7 separate regions of the Homo sapiens genome follow, and regions 1, 3, 4, 5, 6 and 7 are each linked to region 2. Evidence: chromatin loops called from intact Hi-C (ENCODE). Cell type or tissue: B cell. All regions are shown on one strand. Links, peaks and the distances in the headings refer to the core of each region. The heading gives the core; the rest is flanking DNA.

Region 1 (4,535 bases), core at 139-4,138, 520 kb after region 2:
AATGCCCAATAGTTTTTCAACTCTTGCCCCCCTCCCTCCTCATTCTAGTAGCCTCCATTTTCTATTGTTGCCATCTTTAGTCTATGAATACCCAATATTTAGCTCCCACTTGTAAGTGAGAACATGCAGTATTTGGCTTTCTGCTCCTGCGTTGATAACACATTTGAAATATGCTTCTTCACCCTTAGATGTTTCACTACTAGAGTTTTATTACCTTTCAGCACAACAGAGGAGAGTGGAGATACAGACTTAGATAGAGGAGCAGACTCACTTCTGTGGCTCTTGCCACAAATTTTCTTTTGAAGGTTCTGAAAGCTCCGAATACAGTTATCTGATTTATTCTAGGTACACTTGGGCCAGTGAAATTCTAGGCTCTAAAATAGAAAGTTTTAGAAAGAGCTCAATGAAGCTTTATTTCTTGTACAATAAATCCATCTCAGCAAAGAGAGCCTGCCATTACATGGAACTCAGCATCTACTGAGGCAAGTAAGATTCACGCTCCTGAAGACAAAGCAGGAAGTCAGCTCATTAAGGCTGTTATCTTGCTTCTGACTCTATCTTGCTTTGTGCAGTCTTCACTGTCTCAAGTGCTATATTGTCTGTGTGGTATTTCATTTTAAAATTCTTCCGTTTGCTGCTGATTGGTTGGTTTAATAGAAAAATAAATAAATAAAATTTTTCAGTTGAGACATTGTGATGTAGTTGTATATACAAGTTAACTCTAATCTATCCTCCAAGAGGGGAGGCTAGAATTTAAAATACCCTGTTTGGGGGATCCAGCAGTTAACTACTGCTGGAGTTGGTTAACTCAAATGAAGCACCCTAGCCAGAGTCAACATCTTCTAAGATGGTCCACTTAGCATTTAAATATAATTAACTAAACCCATGCCAGGAGGCTTACTAACATAATGGATATTTAAAATAGTTTCTAATTGGTGAGGTGAGTAGTAATCAAACCAGATGGTTGGTTAGGGGTGTTATACCAGAAACTCTGCCCTTACCTGAATGAAGCATAAGCATTGGCAAGCCCAGCTTTCTGAATACAAATGGTGCAAGCTTGCAGTCTAGACCCCCAAGTTGCTTCTACGTCCTCCACTTCACACAGCACCCTGTACCTGACCCTGTACAAAACTGGACACACCTGCCATCAGAATATGCTTGTCCTAAATTCAACTAAGCCTTTTATGGGGAATGCTGAACAGACGACTCAAAGGTAAAAGAGGGCCCAAGGATAAAGACTGGGACTTTCCTAGCTACATGCCATGTTTAAGACTGTTTTTGAGACTTTTTGTGAATAAATGTCTAGGTATTGTCAGAATATTTTCTAAAACCTCTTTTCATTGTAATATGACTCCTGGTAGCCAGGTTGTGAAGGAAGGAATATACTGACTCCCCCAACACTTCCTCACTTCCGATGGTTGGAGCCTATTAATATTTACCAGGAAATTTTTATATTTGCCAAAACGATTGGCTTGGGTAGAATGCCATGCCATGCAAATTTCAAATTCATGTTTTCATATAGAGAATTAAGCTAAAGATGGTTAGCTTAAGGTTGTGGGGTTTTTCTTTGAATTTTGGGACTCCGATTGCATTCTGTAAATGTCCCTTAATGAAGGAACTATTTGGTGGGCCTTATACTTGTCCCTGAACACCCTTTAACTGTGACTTGTAGGATAATTTCTGAACCCATTTAAATTCTGGAAACCTGAGAGTTGCCTGTCTAAGCAGTAGCTGTGCTCCTTCTGTGGCATCTTCTTGTAAAATATTGGATTCTAAACTGGTTGCAGTGGAAACCCAGGGCCACTGAGGGAAGAGTGGAAGCCAGATAGAGTGTCCCCTCCTTCTGTGCTGGCTGGGACAGGCAATCTCAGCCCAGGGGTCGGGGAGAGGAACCGGGATTCATACCCGCAGGATTTTGTTTGAGATTTCATGCCTATCAAGTTCATCCTCAAAGAACCCAATGTCATTCTGATTTATTATTATTATTTGAATGAGAGTCAACCACCGACTAATTGTGTCTGGGATATGTCAGCCCCAAGCCTGCCTTAGGGCAAAAGGTTGGACAAGATAATTAGGACTGTGAGGAGGAATTGAGAGACTTCCTGTGGAAGTATCAGAGTAGAAGAAGCCAACACAAAAATCTGGCATCAGTAATGGTCTTTCTTTTATTCTCCTCTCAGGACGGTTTGGAACTTTGGGATCCTTGAAGGACCCCGTGGCCTAGCAGATGAGCACCCTGCCTGCGGCTGCAGGGCAATGTCACAGAGAACCCCTAGGGGGAAGCACTCAGGCACAAGTCTCAGTGAGATTCTCAGCGGCAGGGCTGTGCATGCATCCGGGGACACCATCTCCTGTTTCTCACATAAAGATTACGGCACAGGCAAAGATAAGGAACATTTTCCTAACAGTAAGAAGGCTTTGAATCCAAGAAAGCAACAAACCAGAGCAGACTCATTTGAAACATGAACAGAGTGATGTGGCCAAAGGAATCCAAGCCAGGTTTCACCAGGTTCCTATTGTGAACACACTGGATGTTTATATGAGAATCCCAGTGTATAGCAATCATAACTAGATAATAATTATGCTTAAGATTTGGTCCTCTTTCCATATATGGATTCAGTCCTTTTCTGTCATTTTGTCATTTTCATGGAATCTGGAGTTACGGAACCATCCAATGTTTATTACAGAGAATGACCACCCATAAGCCTCTCCATGCTTATGGAAGCAACAGTTCTGGGGCCGCTGGCTGCATATTCCTTCCAGGTGTTTATTTCTGGGTCTACATCATGTCCCTCACTCATCAATTTAACTCTATCCAGAGAATTCCTCTATGGTCTTCATCAGATTAGGAAGTAAATCATCAGTCACTTCAAATATTTCAAGCTTGGTTTTCTTTGACATAAATCAGTTCTCCTGACTACAATTCCTGGAAAATATTGTAGAGCCCAGCAGCATTGCAGTATTTCAACCTTCATTTGAGTTGCCTGTGACCCAGATGTGAGCTAGTGCTTCCACAGTCTCAGATGTCTGGGTGAATCCACCAATTCTACACCTGTGAACATCCCTGCCTTTGATTCTTTCTAATTGTCAGGAAACTTGCACTCATAATCCCTCCTGCCTCTGGCTCCTGGGTCCATATGTACTGGCTCTGTATCAGCCTCTCTCAACCCAGGTGTAATACTCAGCCCTTTGTCATTTTATACAAAACAATTCACACTTTAAGCATTTCTTGAGTAATACTTTGTACAAGTAATACCTTGGGATGCAGAGTGAGAGTATGTGGGTGGGTCATGTTACATAGTTCCAGGCTTCCCAAGGTCCTCTACCTCTAGGCTCTCTGTCCTGTCCTCTCTTCCTTCCTTATTTTCCCTGGGAGCTCCATGACCTTCTCCCTCTATCAGACAAATTAGCCCAGTTCCCCTTAGCTCCTACCGCTAAGTGTCCATCAAGGCCCTCAGCGAAACAAAGTGTGTTCTGTTTAACAAAATCTATGTTCCTTAGAACATAGCTAGAATATAAATAACAACAAAAGTTCAGGTGCATATATATATTAGTTGATGAAATCAAGTATAAATCTCTGCCTCCATTGAAAGATAGCACAATGTTTTAGAGAAGGAACTGAATTAGGAATCAGTCTATTCGAATTTGAGGCCCAGCAGCACCCTTCACTAGACAGGTGAAAAAGCCAGCAATTCATTTTCGGTCTCAGTTCATCATCTGAAGAGTGAAAATGTTACAAATATTTTGAATCATTATGCTGATTAAAGGAAATAACTTATTCACATGCACTCTGAAACATTAGAGCAGCGTTTCTCAGGACTTTTTTAGTTTTACCATGACTGAGAGTGCTGCTGGCACTTTGGAGGAGGTGCTGGGGATGCGAGGTGGCTGCCAATGTGGAAAAATTGTATATAACACAGTACTGCCTAATTATCAATAACATACCCATTGAGAAATGCTACATCTGAACACAGTATAAATGAAAGGTACGTTACTTCTGACCTTCCATCTTTTACACAAAATGCTGATGAATTTCTTCATGGTGTAGATAATTCTTTTAAACAATTTTCCTCATTCTGGATTATTTTAGCCCAATCTTTGTTCCAAGGTGATAGTTTCTCTGCCTTCCAATGATGCTGCCAACATTTTAATTGCAATCTTGAGCTTCCTTCTATACAGAGTGCTTCCATTTAGGGTATCTTTGTTTGATCTCTCAGTTGAAACTACATTTTACCCTCCAGAAAACAAAAAGAAGAAAGACAAATTATGGGTAAAGGCTGAGAGAATTTTCCACGTGGTGAAGGCAAGCAGTATGAGGAAGCAGGTGAGCTAAGTACCCACGGGGCAGCTATTCGGGCCAGTAGTTGTTTTCCCAAGGCCAGCGTCACCTGGTGTAAACAGCTGGTGGGCTTTTAATCAGGCTTCAAATCTCTTTCCCACCTCTCCTCTTCTGATTGCAATAAGCAATGTAGCCCTAACTAGGGCCCAGACTTCCAGACTGCAGACTTCCAGGAGCAACACAGTTCTATCCCCAT
Region 2 (4,535 bases), core at 211-4,210:
ATGATCTGCCTGCCTTGGCCTCCCAAAGGGCTGGGATTACAGGTGTGAAACACCTTGCCCAGCCAATATGGCAAAACCCCATCTCTACTAAACACACACACAAATTAGCTGGGCGTGGTGGTGCATGCCTGTAATCCCAGCTACTCAGGAGGCTGAGGCAGGAGAATCGCTTGAACTCGGGAAGCGGAGGTTACAGTGAGCTGAGAACGTGCCACTGCACTCCAGCCTGGGTGACAGACAGAACAAGACTCCATCTTTAAAAAAAAAAAAAAAAAACCTTAACAATTTTGCATTTGCATATTTAAGTGCTGTAAGTCAAAAAGATGCAAAGTAGTAGCCTGAAATGAGACATGAAACATGGCGGCTCTCAGACCAAGTTTCAGTTCCAGTTGTTTTTACGTCCCAATGTGAATTCTATTAATAACTACTTCAGGCCAGAGCTCTCTGTAGCCACACAGCTGACTTTTCTCATAATCTGGAATAATGGTATCAGATACGCTTAATCTCAGTCAAGTTACAGAAGTTAGGGTTTTCTGTTTTTTAAAAGGAGAAAAGCTGGGATACAATATTAAAAGTCATACTAGTTTTCTGAGTGCAAATCTGAAAACACAGTTATTGCTAAAATATTTACAAGTTTTGTATTATTAAATAATGTTTTCAGAGAATACTTGCTATTCAGCCAATTAATACTCATTATTTGGCTGGACGCAGTGGCTCATGCCTGTAATCCCAGCACTTTAGGAGGCCGAGGCGGGTAGAACACCTCAAGTCTGGAGTTCAAGACCAGCCTGGCCAACATGGTGAAACCCTGCCTCTACTAAAAATACAAAAATTAGCCAGGTGTGGTGGCATGTGCCTGTAATCCCGGCTAACTGGGAGGCTGAGGCAGGAGAATCGTTTGAACTTGGGAGGCGGAGGTTGCAGTGAGCCGAGATCAGGGCACTGTACTCCGGCCTGGGTGACAGAGCAAGGCTCCATCTCAAAAAAACAAAAAACAAACAAACAAACAAAACGCTTATTTAAGTAACATGAGTAGATGTCAATGGCAAGTTACACAATAAGAGAAACTTTGACTTTAAAACCAACTTTACCATAGGCCAATTGATGTAAACAAGTGGGAAAGTTTCTATGGCATATTTCTGGTCACAAAAACATCACCAAACTTCTAGAGACCCCAAACACTTCTAACACTAAACACTGAAAAAATGTGAGCTGTAACATACATTTAAGAAACATTAATAAGATGATTATTTACCCACTTATTCCAGTTCAGGGTCACAGGTGGCCAGAGCCTGTCCCAACAATTCAGGGTGCCAGACTTGAACTAGCCCTGGGTAGGATGTCATCCCGTTGCAGGGTGCATTAACAAACACCCACATTCTCTCAGTCTGGGTCCTTGCAGACATGACAATGAACCTAACGTGCACATCTTTGGGGTGTCAGGGGGAAACCAGAGTACTGAGAGAAAATCCACCCAGAGATGGGGGGAGTATGCAAACTCCATACAGACAGTAGCCTCTGCCAGAAGAGATTTTTATCCTCATCAACTTTTTAGCAAAATTGTCCAAAATGTTCAACTAAATGACATTATTGAAGGATCTGCTATACTTTACACTGGAAAAATAAAAGGCAACTAACCATTGGTTAATATACCTGACACTATATATGTATTTTTTCACTTCAGGATCTTAATCTATCACCCCTCATGGATTATACCATTAATCTGTACACATAAGCAAGGATAAATCAATTTAGCATACAGTCCACCTCTTTTAAATACCACTCATGACTTGCATAATCCAATCGACAAGTGGAAAAAGCTGGAGATGGCTGATGCCTAGTAGTCAATTAAGCCACAACATCAAAAATGTCCCAATATACTAAAAATAATGACTATGCGAAATTCTCAAATGATGTCCTTTAATTCGGATACTGGTGTGTTTGCTGCTGTTCATGTACTCAACCTTTCACTAATGAGATACTATTGTTAGGAACTACAAAAAGAGCACCATATGGATTACTCTGAAGTAGGCCTTTGGATTCGCAACTTGACCTCAGGAATCCCTCCACTGACCTATGGCCAAGTTGTGATCAAGCAATCTCTGCACTAATATTATTCCCTAGGAAAACGAAGTCTCCCCAGAAGATCTCGACCAATGTCATATGCTCTTCAATCCCCTTCAATTATTTTTTGGAATAGTTCATTTCCTCCCAGCCATTTGCTCCTAGCTCAAAACAAAACAAAACAAAAAACCTTCTGGGCCAGTGAGTACATTAACATGATGGTAAGGTTTTGAGACTTGCCAAGTGCTGAATCATGTTTATGCTTAGGTTTTGTTTCTACACCTGGTTTTGGGGGCATAAACTCCCTCTAAGAATCCTAGCTACCCTAGTCAATCCACTGGAAGACGGGATCACTGCCCAGCAAATGCCACCCACTAAGGATTCAAAGTGAAACAAGATTCTTCGAATTGAATGGAAGAAAACAAAAGCTCTTCATTCAGTAGGTGGCACTCTTTCCTTAAAAATGTTAACTCAGGCAATCATTAATACCAAAGATGTCATCTGCCCACTAATCACTTGAAAGAGAAGGCACATTAACTCTAACATCCTGTCCTAAATATAGTCTGAATCATTACTGTCTTCCTAAATAATGTCTTCCTCATTTCAATGAGATCCTGGAGTTGTTCATAAATATGCCAATTTCTTTTCACTATAGCAAAAGCTACAATTTCATAGAACCAAATAATTGCATTTACTTTAAACTGGCAGGTTTTGACTTATGACTTTTCCTGCTATATGCTTCAAAAGACATTCATCATAACTGTTTTCTAATTTTAATGATTTCAGATATAAATGACAATTTGAATGGAAATGGGGCAAAGAACTGTACTTGTAACACAAATTGTATTACTCCATTTTAAAACAAGACAGCTCTTTTTCATAGGCATGCATATGAATATTCTTTTTAAAACAACAGCTTTGACTCAATTCATCATCACTCTGACTGATACCGGACCAAAGTTATCAACCTGAAAACTTTTAAACTGAAAAATGAAAACAGACTGACAGCTAATAAAATGTGAGTTTGCCTAGCATACAGAAGAAGCAAAAAATAAAAATAAAACCCTAGTTTATCTAGTTTTCCTTAGGCATATTTCCTGGTGTCAGTACTCTGTAGGGTTCACCTCATTAACTGAAGCTCTAGGGTCCCCTTGGAGAAACCATCCCAGGTGCTGCCTTCAGCCTCCCCCACTGGCCACGTCCCCTAAAACTCAGTGTGAAGAAATCTTCCTCAGTCCTCACTCAGCAAAGAGCACTGCTATAATGGCCTCTTATCTGTTTCCCACTCTTGACTTTGAGATCCGTGAGGACGGAAATGGGTCTCAAGCTTATGTCTCCTGCCCCAGCAGAAAGCCTGGCACAAGGGTGGTAGTCAATAAATATGTACTTAATAAAATAATGGATTAATCTTTTCCCCTTGGACTTTTACTTGAGAACAAAGCCTTTGTCTTACTCATCTTTCATCCAGACTCCCAAATGCCCAGTATTTGTACATAGGAAGCTGTGAGGAAGCAATGCCTTTCCAATATGAACTTCTACGCCAGAAAGATCTCCAAGATGTAAATAAGCTTCACTGAGGCCTTTGTGTATGCCAAGTATCCACTGTTAGTCCTGGGGCACTGCAGAAAGAGGGAAGAGCTCCCACACCACTCTTGGGAAAAATGACAGCTTTCAACCCCAGGAAAAGACTAAGAGATGGTCAGTAAAGAAGCTAAGAACCATGAGTCTAGACTCATATATATTTCAGTGAAAACCTAACTTAGGAACTTACCCATGTCTATAATTTTGTTAATGGCTGTTAATTTTTCCTGTGGTAAGTAGGAATAAAATGCCTTGAAGAAAACCCTCAGAGATTCAAAGATCTTGTGGCTGGGAGGGGAGATGCAAAAGCCATGAAGTGCATCCTATTAGGGAAGCAACCCAAGAGGAAGAAAGGGAACTAGCTCAGGGGGTCAGTGAATGGGCATGTCTGGGGGGCAGTGCTGGAATTCCGAATCCAAATTTCTCACACCTAGATTCTCCTAGCTTAAGGTGGGGGGATACTGCTGGCAGGATACATTTAAAACCACAGCATAAGCATAAAAAATGGAGCATCTGTTTTCTAGAGTGTCAATTTTATTCCAAGATTTCTGAGAGGAGTACCCTGTGATGGTTTTATGTCAAAGATACAAAGGTGGCTAAAATACAAAATTCAAATGGATTAAGGTAAATCAAAAGACTTGAGACTTGAATCGATTGTGTTCACTGTTCCAAGTAAGCATTACTAGGATGACAGTCTGCACAGACACTCCTGGGTCCCTTTCCTTCAGTCCCCTAAAAGAAGTATGCTGGATGGATAGGGCCAAAATGTTTGACAATAGGCTGAAGCAGCTGTTCTCAACAACTCTGCCATCATAATATGACAGTCACATACACAAGACAAAACTTCAATAAACTGTTTAGGGAGTGCCACACAACTAGCCTCATGTAAA
Region 3 (4,535 bases), core at 396-4,395, 570 kb after region 2:
TTGCTCTAAGTCCTTAATTTTTTCAGCATTCATTAGCTGGCATTCTACTTTAGGAAAGAGCATTCTCTTTCCATTTATGTGTTCATTTGCTTGTTATATCAGGACAGACTCATGGATATCTATTTTAATCAATGGGATATAATCTAATACTGTGGTTACTTGGACACACAAATCATCCCAGATTGGGCCAGCTGGCACCCCTTCCGGCTGTCCCATGTCCTCTATGTTGCCATCATTATTTGATTACTTTCTTACCTTCTGGCACAACAAGATATTTTAAACTTGGCATATTTTTCCTGGTCCACCTGTGAGATCGGCCATTTCTCCAAGGAATTCTGGTCCATATTCATGGAAAAATAGTATAATATTTAGAAACTAAATTCTAGGTAGGATCTTTGTTATTGGATTTCACTACTCCCAAGCTCTCTCTAGTACAAAGCTAGGAAATGTATGTATTTGTGTACATGTGTGAATGTGTATACATACGCACACATGAAGATATAAAGTGTATGCACAGACTCACAGAAATGTATATCAACGTTTTGTTTCTTTATCCAACCCCACATAGTGCAAACTCTAAATTTACACCAAAACTTCTCATCCTAATCCCATAGACCACAGCGTTCATTCTAGCTTTCTTCTTTCCTATGTTTATTACTCTTTTCTTGCAGTGAGAAACCTGGCTCCCACCGCCTCATTATAATGACTTATTTCCTCAGCCCTCCTGCCCACTGCTTTTACTCCATCTCCCAAGCCCAGAGAGCTAGCACCCCCATTTAGCCATCTTCCTTGCATGGCCAGAAACCCCATGGGGCCGATAATCTATCTGAAAACATTTCATTAATGATAAAAATATATATTGTGATCTAATGACTTAAACCTATTTCCTTTGCAGAAAGTGTTGCAAATGTTATAATACAGCAAACTCCTTGAATGTGTGTGTCTTCCAGTAATTTTGATAGACTGGCCAGGGTGAAAGTTAATCCATGAATGTGATAGAGTGTTTTCTCTGAGAAAAGCTAACTTTATGCCTTTAAATCCATGAGTTGTACATGAACATGACATGAGCAAACATGTATTGTTCAATGGTTCCTGGTGGCCACTGTTTTTATTCTGGATTTTTGCTTCATAAAAACGATAAATCTGATGTTACAAGCTTTCTAAGAAAGCTCACATTTTTCCTAAGGCTCAAAATTGAAAGGAAAAAGATGTTGCATGGCTTCATGAGCCACTTAGTACTGCAATTCAACTGTTAAAAATTACAAACAAAAATTTTATTTAATTTCTTGCTTGCCCTTAATAGGAAAGGCATCTTTAAAGGATTGTTGACTATAGTTTCTGGAATGGTTCATACTGGAAGATCCTCTCAGCTAATCAAACACTGCTCCTTTTTCTTTTCACTAGATGCATTGTGGCCTGAACATGAACATACATGAGGCTAAGTAATTTTTTTTTTTTTTTTTGAGACAGGGTCTTGCTCTGTCACTCAGGCTGGAGTGCAGTGGCACAATCATGGCTCACTGCAACCTCAAGGGCTCAAGTGATCTTCCTGCCTCAGCCTCCCTAGTAGCCGGTGTGTGCCACCACACCCAGCCAATTTTTTTGTAGAGATGGGGTCCCACTATGTTGCCCAGACTGGTCTCAAACTCCTGGGCTCAAGTGATCCTCCCACCTCACTCTCCCAAACTGTTGGGATTATAGGCATGAGCCACCAGGCCTGACCAGCAATTTATACCTTCTCTGACTCTTAAACCTGCCCTGGGGCCATTGGTGTACTCATTGTATTTAACAACCAGCTTTCTGGGGTGCTGCAGGGAGAGGGGTAGTCCTGATTTGCAGTAAATGGCCATTTTTGTAGCATAAATACTCCCACCATGGCCAACATCAAGCTACCAACATGACATCACTTAACTAGGGGCAGGGAAGAGATTACACAACTGGCTCTCATGAGCTTGTGTGAGCCACCTCCAGCCCGGATGCCCGTGTGTACCTATAAACCAACCAGAACCACCCACCCACTTAAGCATTGTCTCCAAACTGCCAGTGACTTAAAAAAAGTTCTGTACCCTAGAGAGATAAGGGTTCAGGAAACAGGCTATAGTCCTTGATTTTGGGTGTTCACATGCTTAACTCAGAGAGATGACTGTCCTGTATCCATGATCAACAGAGAGGTTTTTGCTGGGAACAAGAGAAACGGGAAGAGAATAAGTGAAAGAAAAAATAAAATCAGCAAACTGTCTTGAAGTCAAAAGTGCGCTTGTGGTAAAGCATATGAGATCAACCACCTCCTATGTTTTCACAGTTCTGCTCTGCCTGGAGGGAAGTACCAGCTCCAAAGGAGGTCCAGCTGGTCTCCTGTGCGCAGGATTTGCAGGCTGAGGGTTAAAGGCGCTCTAAGCCATGGAGCACCTCTGACCCCCACTGGCTGCTGTCATGCATTGCACCTCAGGGATGGCCAAGGCCCCTCAGTACATTGCCCTTTCCTAAACACAAGTGACCAGTTTCTCCTTTGCTGTATTGTCAGGACTTTCCACCAAGTGCCATCTATTTCTCATCCATCTCCTTTGAAATATTTTCACTCTTTATCTACTTCTCTGGGCTGGTAGATATTTCTAAGTCATTGTATAGTGCATGGATTTTATTTTCATTTTCGTTTGATCAGAAAATGAGTCGAGAAGATATGACATTGTTGCATATGTGGTTGATTTTCATTTCTCTTTTTCTCATCCTTTTGGTGACAAACACCAGGAGCTGCTTCTTTTTGTATAAGAAGTCCTTCAGCACCTATACTGGTCATCATCTGAAGCGCATACTCTCTTGCGGTCCCTTTGATAGAGCAAGAGCACCACCCACAGCAACAAAACATGCCCTGAGTCTCTGGAGGGAGCCTGGACAGTTAATGAAACCCAGGGCCAATGGACCACAAAGCCCAGTCCGTAATCAGAGTGCTGCATCAATTGCGCACACTCAAGTGTCTGATTCCATCGGTTCAGTTTGGTATCTGTATGGCGTCTGTCTATTTGTATGATACCTTGGTAATCTGACTCATGAATTAGACCAGACCAAAGCAACCTGGGGGAAAGGCGGAGTATTTGTGGGTAAGGAACATGCCTTCCAGCCTTGTTCTAAAAACCAAACATTAGTTGTACATTCCAGTTATTCCTCAAAGGAATTATTTTTTTCCAGTACCCTGTATTAAATTAATTTTGATTTTGCACCTAGTCTCACTGCTTTAGATCATAACCTGAGTGTGACTTCCCTTTGCTGAGCAGGAAAAGTCTTGCCTCTCTACATCTCTATGTATCACTTTCAAATACAAAATTCTGGGTTTCTTATTCTAAAGAACTGCTTTCTGCTCTTGTTTCTCATGGCCAGCAGAGGGACTCCAGAGAAACCCTCAGACAGAGCGTGGGATTAGGCCACTTTGTGGTGGTGAAAGTTCCCCCAGCTCTCTAGAGAAGTGACATTTAACCCTAGGGTTTCCCAGCACACATACAAAAGGTTTGAGAAATAGAGCCAGGTCTCTCAGGACCACAGGTAACAATAATCTTTACCTGAGGCTGAGAAGAGCTTTGTAATCACATCCACCCCTGGCAGAGAGAAAGAAAGCAGGTTAGCACTTAAAAAAAAAAAAAAAAAAAAAGAATTGTGAAAACTGAAGGAGAAAACAACCAGAACCGTGGACGCGAGCCATTATTCCTCGTTGACGTCACAGCCCTCCAGAGCTGCAGAGAGGGGATATTTGGGAGACTAGGGACCAACTCAATTTTATTATGTTTTGTTGGCTGATAAACTTCACAAATGTCCTAGTCATCACTGAAATTATTTAGTCACTTGTCACACTTTTCTCCTTTATTTCCCAATGTTATAGACAATGAGCAAATTGTATAGGAAATAAACTGTTTGTTTTGCAACAGATGCTGGAGAGCATGTGGAGAAATAGGAATGCTTTTACACTGTTGGTGGGAGTGTAATTTAGTTCAACCACTGTGGAAGACAGTGTGGTGATTCCTCAAGGATCTAGAACCAGAAATACCATTTGACCCAGTAATCCCGTTACTGGGTATATACCCAAAGGATTATAAATCATTCTACTATGAAGACACATGCATGCGTATGTTTATTGCAGCCCTACTCACAATAGCAAAGTCTTGGAACCAACCCAAATGCCCATCAATGATAGACTGGATAAAGAATGGATAGAATGGACATAGACACCATGGAATACTATGCAGCCATAAAAAAGGATGAGTTCATGTCCTTTGCAGGGACATGGATGAAGCTGGAAACCATCATTCTCAGGAAACTAACACAGGAACAGAAAACCAAACACTTTCATGTTCTCACTCATAAGTGGGAGTTGAACAATGAGAACACATGGACACAGGGAGGGGAACATAACATACTGGAGCCTGTTGCGGGGGGTGGGGGACTAGGGGAGGGATAGCATTAGGACAAATACCTAATGTAGATGACAGGCTGATGGGTGTAGCAAACCACCATGGCACGTGTGTACCTATGTAACAAACCTGCAC
Region 4 (4,535 bases), core at 320-4,319, 840 kb after region 2:
AACTGGGCACAGACAAGGAAGTAAAGGGATATCCTAGTCAGCACCAGATTTAGGGAATTAGAAATGCAGGCAAAGTTTGTCTTTGACATTTATCACCTTTGTTCCATGGCACAATTTCCTAAGCTTTGCTCACTTACTCCCAAGTAATTGTAATTTTGGTGCCTTCATGTTACTTTCTCACTGTACAGTTTCCTCAATCTCTTTTTTTTTTTTTTTTTTTTTTTGAGAAGGAGTTTTGCTCTGTCACCCAGGCTGGAGTGCAGTGGCAGGATCTCAGCTCACTGCAACCTCTGCCTCCTGGGTTCAAGTGATTCTCGTGCCTCAGCCTCCCAAGTAACTGGGATTACAGGCACCCACCACCATGCCTGGCTAATCTTTGTATTTTTAATAGAGTTGGGGTTTCACCAGGCTGGTCTTGAATTCCTGGCCTCAAGTGATCCGCCTGCCTCAGCCTCCCAAAATGCTGGGATTACAGGTGTGAGCCACTGCACCCGGCCTGCTCTTGACATATCTAAAATCTCAAATGGTCACAGGACACAAATGGAGAGTTCTCCATTAATATACTACTTTCCCCTACTTACCTTTGCATTTTGACAAGGCTTTCTAGTAACAAATCCTTAATCTGAAATTCGTAATTTCAAGGCCAATACTCTACAGAGGTATCTGCAAAGTCATGTAATTCCAGCACAGCAGAGGTCTTCCGTCCTGTTGCTCTGAAAAATACTTCTCCAATATTGATTCATCCTTTTGGCCTCAGACTTTAACTACTCCCATAAAATGTGAGTTTCTTGGGAGCAGGACCTGAGCTGAGCCAATAAAAAGACACCCATAAAAGCACTAACTCAGTCATTTGTTTTCCTAATGGTGCCAAGGCAGGCTGGTGTGTTGTGACATATCAATCCACTTCTGTGTACCTGCCCTTCCCCGTCCAGCAAAATATCATCATTTTTAATATATGTTGTGATACTAAAATATTTCAGAAGTGTTGACCGAGTAGACATTCAATAATGATTATAGCTGATACTTACAGAGCACCTACTATGTGCCAAACACTGTATGTATTTTAACTCATTTAATCCTTGCAACAATCCTGTTAGGTTGGTATTGTTATTCTCATTTTGCAGATGAAGAAATTTGAAAAGACTTGCCCAAGGTCACAGAGATGAGAAATAGAGGCATCAGCATTTAAACCTAGGCAATCTAGAACCAGAGGGTACATTTAACCACTATACATCTCCCCTAAATACATCTTTGCATCACACCTGTTATCTCAGCACTTTGGGAGGCCACTAAGGCCGGAGGATCGTTTGTTGCCAGCAGTTCAAGACCAGCCGGGTCAGCATACCAAAATCTTGTCTCTCCAAAAATTTTAAAAATTGGCCAGGTATTGTAGGGGCACCTGTAGTCTGAGATACTTGGGAGGTTGAGGTGGGAGGATCGCTAGAGCCCAGGAATTTGAACGTGCGGTGAGCATGATCCAGCCACTGCACTCCAGCCTGGGTGACAGAGTGAGACTGTGAACAACAACAAAAAAATCAAGTTTCCTGGATCTATACAAAATTTTCAATTTAACAAATTTTTATAAAAATTTGTTTTAAAATAAACACCCCTCTAAATGGCAAAGCTAGAACAGAATCTGGTCACAATCTATAGGTTAGATATAGGATGACAGGGAGGAGCAAGAGCTGAACACATCAGCTGCAGCACCATCTACTTTGCCTGCGACTCCGTTAGCAGGCCCACTTTGCCCTTTTATAAATTATCTGATCAACAACTAAGAGATTAAAATTCGATCTATGTTTTACTCTATCTGAATCCTCAATATAATGAAGAACTTTATAATTGTTAATTTATGGATATAATTTAAGTTCATTAAACCATTATTTCCTTCCTATATCCTCTCATTCTTCCACAAAAACCTCTACCTTTGGGTGTTTACTTTTACAGACACCCACGCACACACCCCACACGCACGCACGCACATGCCTTATCTTTTAACTCAAGATTCTCATCTTCCTTTGGGGAGAAACAAACATCATGAGCCTTGAGGTCCATTTTCTGAGGGAAAGGGGGGGGCGGAGGCGGGATGAATAGGTTTTTACCCGGTATTTTTTATCATAAACGGGGAGGTACAAACCGCAAAGAAACACTAGTCGCTTGGTGGGCCACCACCTCTGGGGCTCACTGATCAATCGCACCCAAACTCATTTACTAATTTAAAAAAGTACTGTGGCAAGGCTCGTTTACGTAAGTCTTGGAGAGAAGCCGCCGCCACAATCTGCCGCAGTCTCGTGCGGAGTCACGGCCACCGAGCTCTTCACTTTCCCCAAGAGGCTCCCACGCCTTCCCCATCCCCAAGGGAGCTAGGCGGTCCCTCGCGGCTCTGAGTCCCTCGGGGAAGGCCGCGAAGAGAGGCCGCAGGCGCCCTGGCGAGAAGGGAGGGCGGGGGCAGCGGGCGGCGGGCAGCACCCGGGCTCCAGTTCATGACCCCGTTATTCCACAGAAAAATGGAACATTCCGCTCTTTCCGCCCACAGAGGGGAGGTGGGGGGAACCCTTCGATCTAGTCTGGGAGAGGCGACGCGGACGCAGCCACCGGAATCCGGGACGCGAAGAGCCGCGTTACGGGAATCGCTACCCCTCGGAGTCCCGCCCCCTCGTCGACAGGCGGCCACTGGACCAATGCCTGGGCGCAAAGGGTCTCTCAGGGGCCAATCAGCGCCTAGGTCCCGGTAGGGGGCGGGGCGCAGCGTTGGCCGGCCGGGGGCGCAGCTGGGCGGGATTGGGGAGCGCCCCGCCCCGCCGCGGGACTGGGGTGGCGCGCTACCTCTGCGGAGAAGGATCTGACAGTGTTCCGGAGCCGGGGCGAGCAGCCAAAAGGCCCGCGGAGTCGCGCTGGGCCGCCCCGGCGCAGCTGAACCGGGGGCCGCGCCTGCCAGGCCGACGGGTCTGGCCCAGCCTGGCGCCAAGGGGTTCGTGCGCTGTGGAGACGCGGAGGGTCGAGGCGGCGCGGCCTGAGGTGAGGAGGGGCCGGGTGCTGGGTCGCGTAGCTGGAGTTAGAGTGTCGGTGGTTTCGGACGGGCTATCTGGCACTCGAGGAGACCTCCCTTCCCCCTGAGAGCAGCGCCCGGAACTTGTCAGCCCAGCCTGGAAATCCCCACATTCCTTCCCCTTCCTGCTCCCGGACCTCCGAATTCTACTTCCACAACTTTGTCACCTCGATTATCGCAGCCCTGAGTACAAACTTCACCCAGGCGCACGCACGCACCCCTCTTAACGCCCGCCCCGCAGAACGCCCTTCAAGAACAAACCCCCCTTTTTGTTACCAGATCCCACGTTTTTCCCAATCCCCTTTTCATCTCCCCTGAAATTCTATTCGCTCCGCACTTGTCTTCATTCTCGAGGTGGATTTCCCTTCCCCAAAGCCGTTTTTTCATCTTGAAATCGTAACGTTTCAGCTTTGTTGAAAGTTCACAATGCTTATAAACACTATTAACGTTTCTTTCCTTCTTTTGATCTTTTCTATTAATAATTATCATTCCTAACGAATTCCACATCTCACTGTATCCCAAGGAGAACAAATCAGTTTTTAAAATTTTACCTCCTCCGACCTAAACTTTTGAAGATAGTGCAGGAAGCAAGGGTCTGTTCTTCAGTGGATGAACAGCATTTTATTTCATAATCCGAAACTGAAAAAAAAAAAAAATCACAGGTTAAAAATAAGACGTCACCTTTTTTTTTTTTTTTTTTTTTTGCCTTCAGAAGGAAACGCATTTTGGCTTAGTTTGTGAAGTATTTCAACAATTATACTGCCTTAAAATAACTAGTTATTAGAATGCCAGGGTGAATTTTCTGAAAGATTGTGGTATTTGCTTTTGACAGTGCTGTAAACAAACCCTTTAAACTGTGTATGACTGCCAGCTTCAAGTTGGAACAACTCTTAATTTGAAATTACGGACTCAGATCATCAGTTTAGCTGTGTGCCATTATGTTAATTTCTTAAATTCATGTTAATTCCTATTTGGAAGTATTTTTGAACTATGAACTGAAATATTACATTTATAGAACCAACTTGCTATTAAATTGTGCTTTCCAACTATTTCTCTTTAGGGATAATCTTGAACGTTTGTTTTTAATCTTGAGTGAAAGAAAAAAATTACAGGAAGGAGAAAGTGTCAAAAAGGACAGACTGTAGTGGGATTTTTTTCTTATTTTAAGTATGTATTGACAATACCAGTTTAATTTTCTCACAGGCAATTTAGATTATTATAAATACTGCTGCCACCTAATTTAATATAATATAGTCTTACGTAACTAAAAATGTTGTTCTCACTCTTATTTGTGAATTGCAGTATTTTCAATTTATTTAAATTTGTTTCCAAGGCTTTGCACTTCAGTTCAGTGTTAGGGCGAAAGTTAAATACATGTGAAGTAGGTGTTAAAATGTCCCCTTTATAGAGAAGGAAACAGGAGTCTCGCTGAAAACTAGATCTGTGTGACTCCAAATCCTGTGCTCTGAATCATTTTGTCATGTTG
Region 5 (4,535 bases), core at 328-4,327, 900 kb after region 2:
ACCTAAAATTTTAATCTTGTCCTTTTTTACTATGGATCAGTCGGCACTCGGGAACAGCAGCAAGGAAAAAAAGCAAATTTCATTCACATGTTCTGTGTTCATACCTCTTCTCTACCTAATTGTTCATTTAAATTTCAGCCTTATTCCTTGATAAGGGATTTTACCACATGAAGTCATCCAGTGACCCTAGCTCTTATTGTGAAGTTAGTGGAGTATACTTAGAAATGTTACAACTTTAAAATGTTACAAAACATTCATTAAAGCTCATATTTAAAGTAGAGCATCTAGTTTGAGAAATAGAAATCAATTATTAAAGATGTCTTTTTTCTACCCATTTAACTAGTTAAAACCATGACATGTAAATGTAGAAGTAGAATAATCATAGAATTCCCTAAAATATTTCTGTTTACTAACATATATTGACCAAGTACATCAAGCAGGAGAGATCTTCCTTCATTCTGTTATAGTCCACATCATTCTAATTTTGCTCAGTTGTTATTAAGAGCATATTCCTAAACCATACACTTTTGTTTCAATAAAGTTTTATTTTGTTGAGATGAATAAAATAACAAAGTTATAAGCTGCATAAGACAAAAGTTCAATTGTTCAAAAAAAATTTACTGGGATAGCTTTCTATTACAGGTATTGTTAGATTATATTGTGCTGATAAGATTACTTTCTAAAAAATTTGTACTTTTCTGTAAATTAAAAGAATATGGAGTCATAAAATGGCAAGTGTTTTAGGATTAGCCTAAAATTGGACATTGTCATTGATTTCAAAGAAGGTATGAACTAGCAGTCTTACAGCCTAATTCTTCTTTGGACTGGTCCTTGGCAGCAGTTCCTTTTCAGACTCGATAAACAGAATTCAGATGATGTAAGTCAAAACAAAACTTTACAAAGCCAAGCGTATTATCTTTTGCATTAACCTATTTTTTTCCATCATACATGCTACTAGTATGTGCATTAGCATGATATTCTCATATACATTGCATTAAAAATTAAAAGGTGGCAGCTCAGGGTGAGCTCTTCTGTTGCTCATTTGTTCCTAAATTTTTAAGGGCTTTTTCTCAGTCAATAGTTTGTACAAACTGGTTAGTTTAACTTCATTACCCATTTCATTAAAGTTGATGGGTCGTGTGATGAGATGCATTTAAGGCCGATAGTGATAGATGTTTTTTTTATTTCTTGAACACAGGCTTTGTCTGAATGATGTTCTTTTATCTCTTGAACACAAGCTTTGAATGATAACTACAGGTTTTAAGTGCTGTTACATTAATACCATAATGTGATGTGTTAGAAACAAAGGGATATTTCAAAGGTAGATATTTGAAAATTCTCTAGTCTCAATATGTATGTGTATTGAATATACTCTAAAAATAAATGTGCAATTTGCTAGTAGGACAATGCAGTGACTGACTAGCATTAGGTATGTTTCTTTTATATCCTAGCTATGTCCCACTTTCTTCTAAGTGCAATCCTTTCATGTTCACTTGCTGTTTTACCCCATCTACTCTAACTTCATTTGGAAGGCTTGTCTAGAGTATAGCATGTATTTTTACCTTTGCAGTGAATTGCATGTGCTAATTGTAACCACAGCTATTTTTATGTTGACATAACTCCAAATGTTATATTAAATGTTCTATTATATATTAGCTCTAATCCCTTAAGTAAATTTTAAGAAATAAATACTTGTTCAAATTTTTTTTCTGTATGTGGTTACTATCATCTGACTATGCATATTTGTAACAGCATTTATCATTAGTGGTGTTAGCTAAATAAGCATCTTAGTGTAAATGAGATGCTTCGTGTGGGTTTTGTGACATTTTAAATGACATAATGGAATGTGATTTAAAAGAAAACCAGTACACTATCTTGGTCTTAATAACATAGAATGGAGATGGCAAATTTATCCACTAGTTTTCCAGATTTACTATTTAATAGCTGAGGTCTGAAATCGTAGCATCCTCCCTCCTAGTGGACATTAAAAAAAAAAAAAAAAAAAAAAACCTACTTGGTTGTCAAGAGCCCAAGTATGGAGGTGCTGCGCCATCTTGTGGCCTGTCTGTGCCCACCCTGCACTCTGCTGGAGTCTCCATCCTTGTTGCAGTGAGACTTGAAGTTCAAGATTGATACATGGCATCCTCCTGCTACTTCTTGAGGTTACTAAGTAGTATATGAAACTAATCAGTCAGCAAGTCCACCTGGAAGGAAAAGAAAATCTCAACTATTAATGTGCCTTCACATTGTGATTTTGTCTAAAAAAATGTAGTGAGTCAAAAAACCCACAAGCCAGCCAACAGTAACTCCTTCACATATATACCAGAGTTTATAGAAATAACATGTCAGCTTTGGGCTATGTGCTCCTTTGTTTAAAATCTTCTATTTGGTTATGGCTTGTATAGGCTCAAGCCTGATTTCTTTAAGGTGTGGTGGCTCATCTTATCCTAATGTGTATGATAGATACAGTCCATCCTGCTTTGGAAAAGATTATGTAACTCCTTGAGAGCATACTCTTTCTCTAGCCCAAAGGCAGTGAGAGAGTTTTCTTGTTCAGGATTGCTTAACTTTCCATTTAAGCTTTTTCTTTTTAAATTAATACAAACTTCTACACTTTCAAAATACGAAATATATTACAACTGCGTATAGGCTCTTCCATACTTAAGTCCAGTGCTTGGGCAAGTTAATGGAGTGAAAGACTACAAGCAAAGAGGAACTGAGGTAGAAAAAGAAGAATGTGTGAAAGCAGCAGGAAGCTCAGCCAACTCGAAAGCAGGGTGAACAGCTTGAGTCCTGTTGCTGCTGATCGGGGTTGGCTCTTGGACAACTTAGTAAGATCATGGAAAGGCTGCTTGGGTTCTCCATAGAAAAGTTCTGTCTCCATCAAGGGAGGAAAATGTACCTTTCAACTCAAAATTCAATATTTGTTTTTAAATATAGCTATTTTCCCCAACCGCTAAAGATTTTCAACAGATACGAAGCCAGAGCTTAGTTTTAGAAACCTGTGGACATTCAAACCTGATTCTTTATTCCCTGTGACTATGGTTATGTCATTTTACATGTCAAAAAAGTGTATCTAGAATTGTCATTTCTTATTTTTGAGCTTTTTTTAGTGAGAATTATCCCCTCACTTAAATGGCTTTTTATTTAAACATCTGTGCATTCTGTATGAAATTGTAGTCTTTCTGGGATAACATGGTGAGCTATATGGTGGTAATCCACACACACAAAAATAAAAGCCAAAAAAAAACCAAAACCCTCAGGTAAAGTATTTCTCTTTCTTCAACTGTCTCATTAGCCCTGGCTGTGGATGGTCTTTCTGAGACAGGCTAGCCAGAGTAATTCAACGGCCACAAGTGGTTTCTCCCCCAGAGTGCTGGTTCAAACTCTGAATGAGACCAGCCTGTTGATTAGAAATCTAATACCTCAGTCCAGGCCTACTTTCCTAGAACAATCTTCACTTAGTAACAGGTCCAAGACACAACTATTAAGTATACATCTGGGTCCCTTCCCCGTAGGAAAAGGTTTTCCCTGCAGTCTTGCCTGTAGTCAGAAGCAGCCTGTTGACTAATGATAGCTTTTAAATGAATTTATAGAAAATTCTTGGAAATAGGCTCTATAAGCTTTATGAGAGGGATAATGCTTTTAAAGGAATGGCATGAAGGGGAATATTTAAATAAAAAGGCACTGAGATTCTGACAATAGAAACCATAATTCTGCATAAGCGTTCTGAGAATGAAAAGTCAGCCACTCTTCAGGTCAAAGTCAGTGTGGATTTTGCCAGTTGTTCAATCTAGACATACGAACACCAGGGCTACCCAGCCAGCATCAGTGCCTAGGAAAGGACCTCCAAGAAACTTTTAACTGCCACGGTCAGAATCGAGACTAGACATTGCTGCTGGGGGTGAGGGGCCGCTCCTCTTCAAATGAACCGGCAGACCTTTCTGATCACCTGCTGGGGGCCACATGCCGGAGCAGGGTGTCCAAAGGTGAGCAAATATATGCCATCTATGAAGTGTTTACTGTGGGTTATGAAATCCTAGAAACTTATGAGGTAAATACCAGCACCATTTACAAATGCAGCCTCCAAGAGGTTGAATAACTTGCCCGGGGTCATGTGGTTGACAAACAGTGGAGTTCCAACTCCAACCTGATCCAAAGTCCGCATTCTTTGATGTGTACACCAATTGTACCCAACCACTTAAGCAAAATTCTTGATGACGTCATGCCCAGGCTAGCTTAAGGAGAATGCACACCTGCTTCCCAGGCCCTTCAAACTCTTCTGAGTTTCTCTTCCCCTCATCTCCCTCCCCACCACCCTTATTTGTGAATATGGGGCACCTTGTGCCCTCAAGCAGCCCCCTGCAATTGCCTACCTTGAAGTGTCCTAACTGAGCCTCGAGCCCAGAGCAGTACTTCTCCTTATGCCCTCAAGGTTTACTCCGAGGCTGGCTCCCCACCCCTACTAGCACATACATTTGCTCTGACCCTATAGAGCAACCCCTGCAAAAGAGGTCAATGTGTCCCACTTTCCT
Region 6 (4,535 bases), core at 380-4,379, 510 kb after region 2:
GACTACTACAAATAAGAAATAGAAAAGATGTATGAAGATTGGACCTAAGAAAGTGACCATGAAAACAGTGAGAAAAGGGTGATTATGAACAAAATTTACAAGGTAGACTCTTTAGGGCCTGTCTACTGAGTCAATGGGCACCAGGAGCGAGAGCGAGAAGGAAGATTCAAGGTGATGCCAAATTACTGACCTAAGAAACAGGTTGAATGGTGGCAGTGCAGTCACAGACAACTACTAATCTGCTTTCTGTCACAGTGAAATAGTTTCCATTTTCTAGCATTGTATATAAATGAAAGGCAGTAGGCACTATTTTTTTTTTTTGGTCTGGCTTCTTTCTCTCAGCACATTTATTTTAATATCCATCCCTGTTGTGTGTATAGCAACAGCTCATTCCTTTTTATTGCTGATTAGAATGGCAAGTTTCATTGACTGTCAGTCACCCTGGAGTGTCATTCCTGGCTGAGCCTCTCCCTGGCATGTGGACACTCAAGATTCATTCCCCCATCATCTGCCCACCTCCCTCCCACATCTGAATCTGCAGCTGTTTGCCTTCCCCAAATCCTCTTGTCACTGTTTGACGAGCAGTTACTGTTAGAGTGATTTCCTGGTGGGTTGCAAAATGTTACAATGTAACCAAGTATTAAATGAGCAAAATACTCTCCAAGGAATTGGAGGAGGTTGTCTTCAAAGTTGAATCTCAAAAATTCTGATTTTTCTACATTTCTGCTTAGTTCATCCTTCTAAAAAGACACCGTCATTTCTAATATGGACTCACTAAAGACATAAAGATGGCCAGTACAAGTAAGCTAAGACTACTGAATGAACACTCCAATTACCTTGTTTGAGGTTGGTCCCAAATTTATCTTTTGGTTGGCCTGCACGGATAATAAATAAATAAGCAAACAACAATAGAATAAATACCAGTGGCCTAAGTTCCACATCATTAGCATTTTGTGTTCCCAGAGCTACCATGTGGATCAGATTCAACTGGTATCCTGAGGGCTCCAGTGCTGCCTTAGAAAAATGATTAGTCTGGTGTACCAACCTCTGGGAAGTCTGCTATAGCCAGATTCCAGGAAATAGGCACTTTGACAGAGTCTTCAGCATGAATGCCCAAGGGAAGGAGAAGCTCTGAAAGAAAATTGTTTTAAATAGCTGCCTAATGATTGAGCGTCATGAAATGCTTTCACTTGGCAGGGCAAAATTGCACTACCTAGAAATGTCTGGGTGGCATTTAGAGTTGACAGACAGTAATGAGCGCTGGTTAAAAAAAAAAAAAAAGAGGTATTTTAGTGCTCTAGCAATTGCTAGACCTTCAGAAACACATCTCCCTTCTATATTTACACCTGCATTTTAAAAAGAAAAAAGAACAAAGAGAAGGAAAGAGAAAAAGGAAGGAAAGAAAAAAGGGAGAAAAGTATATCTATCATTTTATCCATTTCTAAAGACTCTTACATCAATTTAAAAGCTAACCATAATTGATCTTTTACTATGAACAATGTTTTGTGCTAAGTGCTTTACAAATATTAGCTAATTTCATCTTCACAACAACTGTTTAAGGCATACAACATTATTTCTCCCTTCTTACACATAAAGAAACTGAAGCTTGCCTGAGGTCATCATCTAATTGACAAGTCACGGTTCAAACCTAGGTGAGTCTAGCTTTAGAATTTGGGTTTCAATCACCGTATGGCATTGCTTCTCTTTCCTAACCTGGACTTAGTGATTGTGCAAACAGTGATGTCAACCATCTCAGCTTGCCTGGGTAGGGATGAAGAGAATTTCCTTCGCTCTTGCTTCTGAAGTTTAAATAATTTGAGTCTATAAAACAAACTAACAATAGGCAGATTCACAGGGAAAAAAAAGTGTACAAATTTTATTAATGTGCATATGGACACAGAAGCCACACACAAAGTATGAGACTCAATGGAAAGCCAGATGGCTGAAGGTTATATACCATACAGCAAGGAATAGAGGCTTGGGGCATGGCAAGACAAGTTATTGGAGGAAGAGGGGAGAAAAGGCATGGTGAGCAAAGGCTATCTTGTTATGCAGATAGAGCCCCATGGATAGCAGCCCTCGGAAAGAACAGACAGTATCCTGCTCTTATGTGGTAAAACTTTATCTGTCAGACCTTTTGAAGTGTCAGAACTTTAGTCCCTCTTTCCTGTGATTTAATCTTTCCTAGGTCTGGATAAGGGAGGCCTTATAAAACCCTGTTTGTGTCTGCTGTTAACTTCATTTCACTAATGTAGATTTCCTCTACAGATGCAAATCTCCCCGCCTCCCCAAAAGACAGCTTTTCAAAGCTTTTCCTGTGGTTTGCAGTTCCTGTGAATAGTCATATCAAAATATACCAAAGAAGTATATTTTGGAGTGGCATATTTTTGTTTCCTTTACCTGAGACCCACAGGACCTAAAGCGCTAAAACCTGGAAAGTCCCAGGCTAACAAGCATGAGTTAGTCATCCTCCAAGAATGCAAAAATATGAAAGAAACCTCTCTCTACTCAGTGATAAAGCTTCTCCAACTTAAGTGAAGGGACATTATAGTGTGCAAAGAGACCAGGCCCTAAAAGAACTGAGTCCTTGTCTCAATCTGCTTATAGCCAGCTCCAAGAGACCTTGACCAAGTCAGGTGACCTCTCTGGGCCTCAGCTCCTTCCTTCTTAAAATGATGAAGGTGGGTTAGATAAACAGGTCTCCACTTGGCTGTACATGAGAACCATGTGAGGAACTTTCAGTAAAGGCCGGTGCTCAGACCCCACCCCACCCCTGACCAATCAAATCCCAGAATATCTGGGGTTGGGGAACTGAATTTACTGCAGAGAACAAAGCATACATGTCCCACTTCTTAGAGCTAACAATTTAGTGGAGGAGCAAAAAGGCAAACTATGATTCATATACATATATATATATATATACACACACACACACACACACACACACACACACACATATATATGATCCTCCCTTCTATATTTATGCCTGTATTTAAAAAAAAAAAGAGAAAAGAACAAAGCAAAGAGAAGGAAAAAAGAAAAGGAAGGAAGTAAAAAAGGAAGAAAAGTGTTTCTAATCTGTTTGCCTGTTTCTAAAGACTCTTACATTAGTTTAAAAGCTAACACTAATTGATCTTTTAATATGAATATATATATATACACATGAATCATACACACACATATAATTTGTAGTAAGAGCTATTAAGGTGAAAATAATGTTATGAGAATTATGAAAAATTAATAAGGGGAACATAATTAAAGGGAGAGAGTCTGAGAAGGCTTCTGTGTGTGTCAGAAGAACAAAAAATTGCAGTTAGGCATACACATTACAGGGGAAAGAGCTTTCTAGTCAAACGGATATCTAACTTGGTTATCTGCTTCCGTATATGTCTACATACATACATACTTATACTATATGTACATGAATGAATGACTTACTTGAAGACTCATAGCCAGAACAGAGGGTGGAAAGGAGGGCGGAGAGTGGTGGGGAGAGCGGCACGCAGAGTGCCTGGGGAGGTCGGCAACAGCCAGACCATGTGGCAGACTTGAGGTTTTATCTTAAGTACAACAGCAATAGCAAGCCAGTGGAAGGTTTAGGCAGGGGAGTTACACTTTCAGATTTGTGTTTTTAAAAATTCACTTGTGCTTAAGTGTAGAGGATGGTTTGGATGGGGCATAAGGAAAAGAGAAGTTATAAAGTTATCGCAATAACATGAGTGAAGGTTTTGTTCCTTGATGATGCCAAATTTTAGCAGAATTCTGGGTACCTGCAGAGACTCACTGGAGTAAAGGAACAGGAAACAAATTTGATAGAATGCAAGCGGCATAACTCATGAAAAATCAGGAAATCGCTTTATACTGAATGTAGATGAGTGAGTGCCCTTGGCTTACTGCGTGCTATTCTCAGCTGCCCGAGTGTATTCTGTCCCTCATAAAAGCACACCGAGTTGCCCTCCCGCCATTCCTCTTCTCTCTCCCACTGTGTCTCTTCTTCCTTGTCATTGTTTATGTCTCTATTCCTAGGCTTAGGGTGGCATTCAACCTTGGAGCTCCCATTTTCTATCCTTGCAAGGGTTCCCTTTGTGCACTAAAGCATGGTTGGAGGAGCACACTAATTGTGCAGAGTTTGGCCACGCATTGATTTTTTAGCTTTTTGTCCCCTGGTGGGGTGGCTGGTCCCTTGGCCTCAGTCCATTTCCTAATGGATAGGTGTCAGCTTCACAAAACCATCACCTCGATTAGCACTAATTACCACCTTTCAGAGCCATCATCACCCAAAGGCTCTGGATTGAAAGGTCAGCAGGAAAATGAACTTCTACTCACACCTTCACGGGTGGTCCCTGGCTTCTGATCATGCAGAGGACAAGGGCTAATAGGGACAGACCTTTCCGCCTTTCTGCTCTTAGACCAAATGTTTCTTGAGAAGTCAGCCTTGGGACCCCAAGCCTCAGCTCATGAGATGACTGAACCCATGGCAAAGCACAGTCTTGTTAAACTTCCCTCCCTGTCCTGTCTCCCAGTGGCCTTGGGCT
Region 7 (4,535 bases), core at 202-4,201, 430 kb after region 2:
TCCTGAGTAGTTGGAACTACAGGTGTGTGCTACTGCATCCAGCTAATTTTTAAAAACTTTTTTTGTAGAGACAGATTCTCACCCCCTTGCCCAGGCAAGTACAGAGATCCATGTACTGGCGCGGTGGCATAGTGGCTCATGCCTGTAATCCCAGCACTTTGAAAATCCTAGGTGGTAGGATTGCTTTAGCTCAGGAGTTCAAAATCAGCCTGGGCAACATAGCAAAAACATGTTTCTACAAAAAATATTTTAAAATGTAGCTGAGTGTAATGGTGCATGCCTCTGGTCCCAGCTACTCAGGAGACTGAGGCCAGAGGATCATCTGAGCCTAGGAGGTCAAAGCTGCAGTAAGCCATGATCACACCACTGCACTCCAGCTTGGAAGACAGAGCAAGACCCTGTCTCAGAAAAAAAAAAAAATGTTTAAAGAAGACAATTAATTTAGATATTTCAGGATTCCCACAAAATATCAGCAGCTAATAAAATCCTGTGCTAGGCCTTACCAAGACAAAATAACATTTAGCCCTATATTTGATGCCTCTCCCATAAAGTCTCAATTTTCTATTGCTATTTAAAAAAATGATGCCATGAAAATACAAAGCAGCTGAAATGAATTATGAGTCCTTTTCGGGGAGGAGAAGGGGGAAAATCTTTCCCCAGGGGCACATTTTTTAAAGTTCCTCTTTCTATTTGAAATGCTTCCTGACTTGAAGCCTTGCAAGAATTTCACAATTAGATGGGTGCAGGGAAGAACAGTTCTGCAGAGTAGCAGAACATTTCTTGCAAATTAAAAAATTATTTGGTTCTGTCGCTAACCTTATTCAAAACTCACTCAATGGTTTACAAAATGCCGGTTCCTCTTAGTTATTTCTTATCAGTGTTCTTATGCAGAGAAGTGTATAAAATACACTGTATAAAATTATGAATGCTAATTGCAAGATTTTCAGGTTCTTAATATTAACAAAGATACATCATAAGCCATCTTTGTTAATCAGCAAATTAAACCTATTACACCAAGTCGACTTCTAAGATTTGTCAAAGTATAATTATTTTTAAGTTAAAAACTTAACTCTCATAAAACATATAGTGAGCAGATGTCAAAGATTTATTTAACTCAACGAGAGAAGAAGCAGAATGACAAAGCTGGAATAAAGAAGAGTATGACAACCATCACGTGGATAGTCATTGGAAGTAATTCTGAAATAAGAGTGCAAAGTTAGACACCAAACTGGTTAATGTCCTACAGGGCAATAAAGCCATAACCATCGGGGTTACCCTTTTTTTTTCTGGACAGATGTCTTTAGCAATGTAACATTTTCTATGGGATAACATCAAACTTTACAGAGTCTGGGTCCTAATTAGTAAGACACACAATGTTACCTCCCCCTAGAATATCAGATGACTTTTGGGCAAGCAGATTAAAAGGTATGCATTCATCTTTTTTCTTTATTTTCAAGATTTGGATAACTCTTCTTAATGGATCTTAGAAAAACATGCAGAAAAACCCAGAATTCTCCAGGAAGAGTCCAGTGTTCCCATCTTTATTAATCTGGCTTAGCTGGCATTTGTATTGTCACGGGAGAGAGTCGGGATAAGGACAACATAAATAGGAAAGCTTGATCAAGAATTCCCTTACTTCACAGTTACTGCCTAAATGCAGATATTAATACTTAAAGTCAGCGGATGTGAAACTAAACAGCAAGCTGAGCCCAGCCCCTCTCACAGTTTGCTGCTGTCTCAGGTCTCCTGACATGACAGTGCTCACGTCATTTGCAGCCAGAGAAGCCCCAGCCTCACCCAGCACCCTCCTCAACCCAGTGCTTCTCCCATCCACTCATTTCCCCACCACCGGGGACCCAAGCAGCCTACTTCCTCTGAATTACCATGCTTATCCTCACTCATATTTTGGCTTTGTTTCACTGTTCCCCTGGATTTTATGGTTGCATTCATACTGCAGTATAACCAGTATAAATCAATACTTAATGATTTCGTATTTTTTCGCACACTTTTTGTGGACAAAGCCCAGTGACAGGTCTCTCTCATCTCTTTCTTTTTCAGTTCACACCAGCACCTGGCCTCATTGTCACAGATATATCCACAAGGGCTTAAATTCTTATAATCTGCTAATTCTTTCACAGTCTGTCTACGAGGCAGGGCACACCCGGACAACTTGAACTAGAGATCAGATATGAGTCTCTTTATGAGGAGCTTAAAATAAAATAGGATGGAGAAAAATAGAAAAACCAGAAACACTGCCCCACCTTTGTTTTTTTAAGCCACTGCTAAAGAGCCTGCATACAAGTTAAGCTTGTGAGACAAAGTTTAAACTCAAGATGTGTGCATTAGGGGGCAAGTAATTGGTACCCACTGGGTTGGGCCTTCTTGGAGTTGGTAGCTTTTCATACCCACTGGGAATGTCTTGTCCCTTTTTCACAGCCACCCAGATCTTATTTTCAAATTTTAAATCTCAGTTTCCTAAGAAGCTTCCAGTGGTTTTCCATCCCACAACCTCCTATAGCACTCATGGTAGGAATCAGTTGTCTGGTATTACACACATGCCATATGTTGCCAACATCCTCTAAGCTTGAAGCATGGCTCACAACTCCTAAGCAGGATAGCAGGGTTTGTACAGTCCTGGTTGCATCTTGTACTTCTTTATATATAAGAACCCTCATAGCTCTATATTGGAGCTCAATACAAATTGCTTATTTTTTTGAAGCTAGGCCTGAGTTGAGCTATTAGGAAAAGAAGGATGAGGTTTGGACAAGTGAGCAGAAAAATAATGAAGCAAAGGCATAGAGGTAGAGAGTGTCTGGAGGAGGTTAGGCGTGGCTGTGCAGAGTTGCAGTAGAGATCCACTTATCCTAGAAGGAGAGTCAGCCAGAATGTGAGAAAGGAGGAAGGGTAGCTTAAAAGGGATCTCAAGAGCTTGAGAGAAATGTCATACTCTGCTTTATAGCACCTACTAATGTGTTAATGAGCCCTTAGTCATGTTTAATGAATAAGCAAATAAGTGAGTGAATGAATTAATGAATAAAATATTTTTAAATCTCTCTCTCTCTGTCTCTCAGTTTTAATTCATTTCAACCTCGCTTTAGTCAATGCTATACTCTCCAAAATAGTGTGAGAGGCTTCATGGTTTTCTGTTAAATGATATAATAGACAAATTTCACCATATAAAATGGGATAAATATGCGGTTTTTAACCCATGCATTGATTTTTTTCTTTTGGTCTGACATTATTATGTATGTACAAAGTCCTTAGAAAATATTTCCTAAGCCCCTCAAACTATAAAGCTGGCAACGCAGCACCCAGGCTGACTTAAAATAGCAATCTGATTAATTATATTGCCTTGAAGCAAAGATGTGGCTAAAACACTGATTAGTTCCCTTTATTCCAAAAATCAGTTTAAAATTTTTAAAAAGTAGAAATAATTGAGTCTGAAATGTTCCTAATTCATGCAAGGAAAATGCTTTTAAAAAAAAACAAAAAATCTGTAGGTTTGGTTTTTTTAAATTAAAATGATGGGTTTTTTCCCCTCAATTTTACCGTAGAACTCACACTTATAAACTTCTAGGAAAGAACCTATACTCCGAGGAAATATTTCAAAATCATTTAAAATTAGATAAAAATCAGCAAGCGTAAAAATGTCCACGTGACTGTCTGAAAATACAGTTCCAATGTTAGGATTGAAGGCATGATGATTTTTTAAAATGGCACAGAGGAAGCACATTATTCAGTTACTTAGTGATGTAAAGAGGACTTCTCCTGATCCTTTAAGCTCATTTCTATAAAGTTGACATTTTAATTGGTTGAAGTCAGCCCTGTGCACACTTCCAGGCAGGCTGAATGGTAAGGTGTCGCCAATAAAATGCATCCCATGACCCCTGGAACAATATAGGGTACATAGGTAGGTCCTCAATTAAAAATCACTAAAAACTGAATACATGTGATCCAAACATGGAGAAATAGTGGCAACAAGATTGCCAGACACAGTATGTGGAGTCGGGCAGGCAATGGCATGCCCTTGTTATGCTGGTGTCCTCTATAGCACTCATATTCTGTCATGTATGGTTGGGAAACTTCACGTGTGCACAAACCATTTCCTAACCCAAGTTTCAGGATCCTTGAAGTCAAGGCCAGGTTCCAGGCCTCCTCACATTTCCCACCATGCTCAGCAAGCTGGGAGGCGAGCGGGCACCCACCTGCAAGCCAGGTTCAGTTCTGCCTCTGGCCAAGCACCGACTGCCCATCTCCCCAAGTCCCTCTGTAGTCATGAGACGGGGGCTAAAAGGAGGATATAATTAAAGGGTCAGGAAGTAAGGAGAGAGTGTGGTGTAAACTGAGGAAGCAAACAGGTCAGGACAGTAGGTCTGAGGGGAAAAGTCACCTGGGCCATTATACTATAACAAAATGAAAATCTAGATGCTTTATTGTTCTCAGTAGTTTAAAAAAATATGTTTTGGGAACAACTATTTTTATAGAGATGAGAGGGGAAACATACACTAGAAAAATCTTTCTCATAGGAATGAGTT

What was found. Hi-C counts contacts between places; a loop is a spot of excess contacts. Peaks named below come from ENCODE experiments on the same cell type or tissue, not always from the same donor. Only the 100,000 strongest peaks of a DNase experiment are listed, where the experiment ranks them.
Region 1: it touches region 2 in a loop (2.4-fold over the local background); 3 of 110 quality-filtered maps call a loop at or near these places.
Region 3: a loop joins it to region 2, with 15 times the contacts of the local background. A loop is called at or near these places in 106 of 110 quality-filtered maps.
Region 4: it touches region 2 in a loop (3-fold over the local background); 3 of 110 quality-filtered maps call a loop at or near these places.
Region 5: a loop joins it to region 2, with 11 times the contacts of the local background. A loop is called at or near these places in 29 of 110 quality-filtered maps.
Region 6: a loop joins it to region 2, with 2.2 times the contacts of the local background. A loop is called at or near these places in 3 of 110 quality-filtered maps.
Region 7: it touches region 2 in a loop (5-fold over the local background); 4 of 110 quality-filtered maps call a loop at or near these places.

Annotation. Positions count from the first base shown.
Region 1 is chr5:56,312,494-56,317,028 of GRCh38, reverse strand. The region is part of intron 2 of LOC105378977 (a long non-coding RNA gene); the gene reads right to left. Among named protein-coding and RNA genes, the nearest start is that of ANKRD55, 81 kb to the right of the region's middle. RefSeq lists a silencer at 2,217-2,356. In B cell, for the core only: CTCF peaks have their summits at 2,056 and 2,262 (motif pointing right); no DNase peak of the experiment used is centred there.
Region 2 is chr5:56,836,612-56,841,146 of GRCh38, reverse strand. All of the region lies in intron 1 of MAP3K1 (mitogen-activated protein kinase kinase kinase 1), which reads right to left. Among named protein-coding and RNA genes, the nearest start is that of MAP3K1, 23 kb to the right of the region's middle. In B cell, for the core only: a CTCF peak has its summit at 2,486 (motif pointing right); DNase peaks (open chromatin) are centred at 366, 2,085, 2,516 and 3,242; H3K4me3 peaks cover 660 bases; H3K27ac peaks cover 4,000 bases.
Region 3 is chr5:56,268,599-56,273,133 of GRCh38, reverse strand. No RefSeq gene overlaps it. Among named protein-coding and RNA genes, the nearest start is that of ANKRD55, 38 kb to the right of the region's middle. In B cell, for the core only: CTCF peaks have their summits at 2,416 (motif pointing left) and 3,374 (motif pointing right); DNase peaks (open chromatin) are centred at 2,403 and 3,403; H3K4me3 peaks cover 470 bases; H3K27ac peaks cover 2,255 bases.
Region 4 is chr5:55,993,267-55,997,801 of GRCh38, reverse strand. It overlaps IL6ST (interleukin 6 cytokine family signal transducer), which reads left to right and starts at 2,839. Exons shown (of 17, transcript NM_002184.4): 1 at 2,839-3,018. IL6ST-DT (IL6ST divergent transcript) reads right to left here and starts at 2,635. Exons shown (of 2, transcript NR_102755.1): 1 at 2,248-2,635. RefSeq lists an enhancer at 2,286-2,797, cis regulatory regions at 2,386-3,059, 1,753-4,071 and a silencer at 2,629-3,108. In B cell, for the core only: no CTCF peak of the experiment used is centred there; DNase peaks (open chromatin) are centred at 2,401, 2,701 and 3,771; H3K4me3 peaks cover 2,526 bases; H3K27ac peaks cover 2,459 bases.
Region 5 is chr5:55,933,816-55,938,350 of GRCh38, reverse strand. It overlaps IL6ST (interleukin 6 cytokine family signal transducer), which reads left to right. Exons shown (of 17, transcript NM_002184.4): 17 at 1-3,256. Among named protein-coding and RNA genes, the nearest start is that of IL6ST, 59 kb to the left of the region's middle. In B cell, for the core only: CTCF peaks have their summits at 1,847 and 2,047 (motif pointing left); a DNase peak (open chromatin) is centred at 2,050.
Region 6 is chr5:56,326,967-56,331,501 of GRCh38, reverse strand. The region is part of intron 2 of LOC105378977 (a long non-coding RNA gene); the gene reads right to left. Among named protein-coding and RNA genes, the nearest start is that of ANKRD55, 96 kb to the right of the region's middle. In B cell, for the core only: no CTCF peak of the experiment used is centred there; DNase peaks (open chromatin) are centred at 2,481 and 3,531; H3K4me3 peaks cover 1,234 bases; H3K27ac peaks cover 3,960 bases.
Region 7 is chr5:56,410,408-56,414,942 of GRCh38, reverse strand. No RefSeq gene overlaps it. Among named protein-coding and RNA genes, the nearest start is that of LINC01948, 69 kb to the left of the region's middle. In B cell, for the core only: no CTCF peak of the experiment used is centred there; DNase peaks (open chromatin) are centred at 672 and 1,772; H3K4me3 peaks cover 2,294 bases; H3K27ac peaks cover 4,000 bases.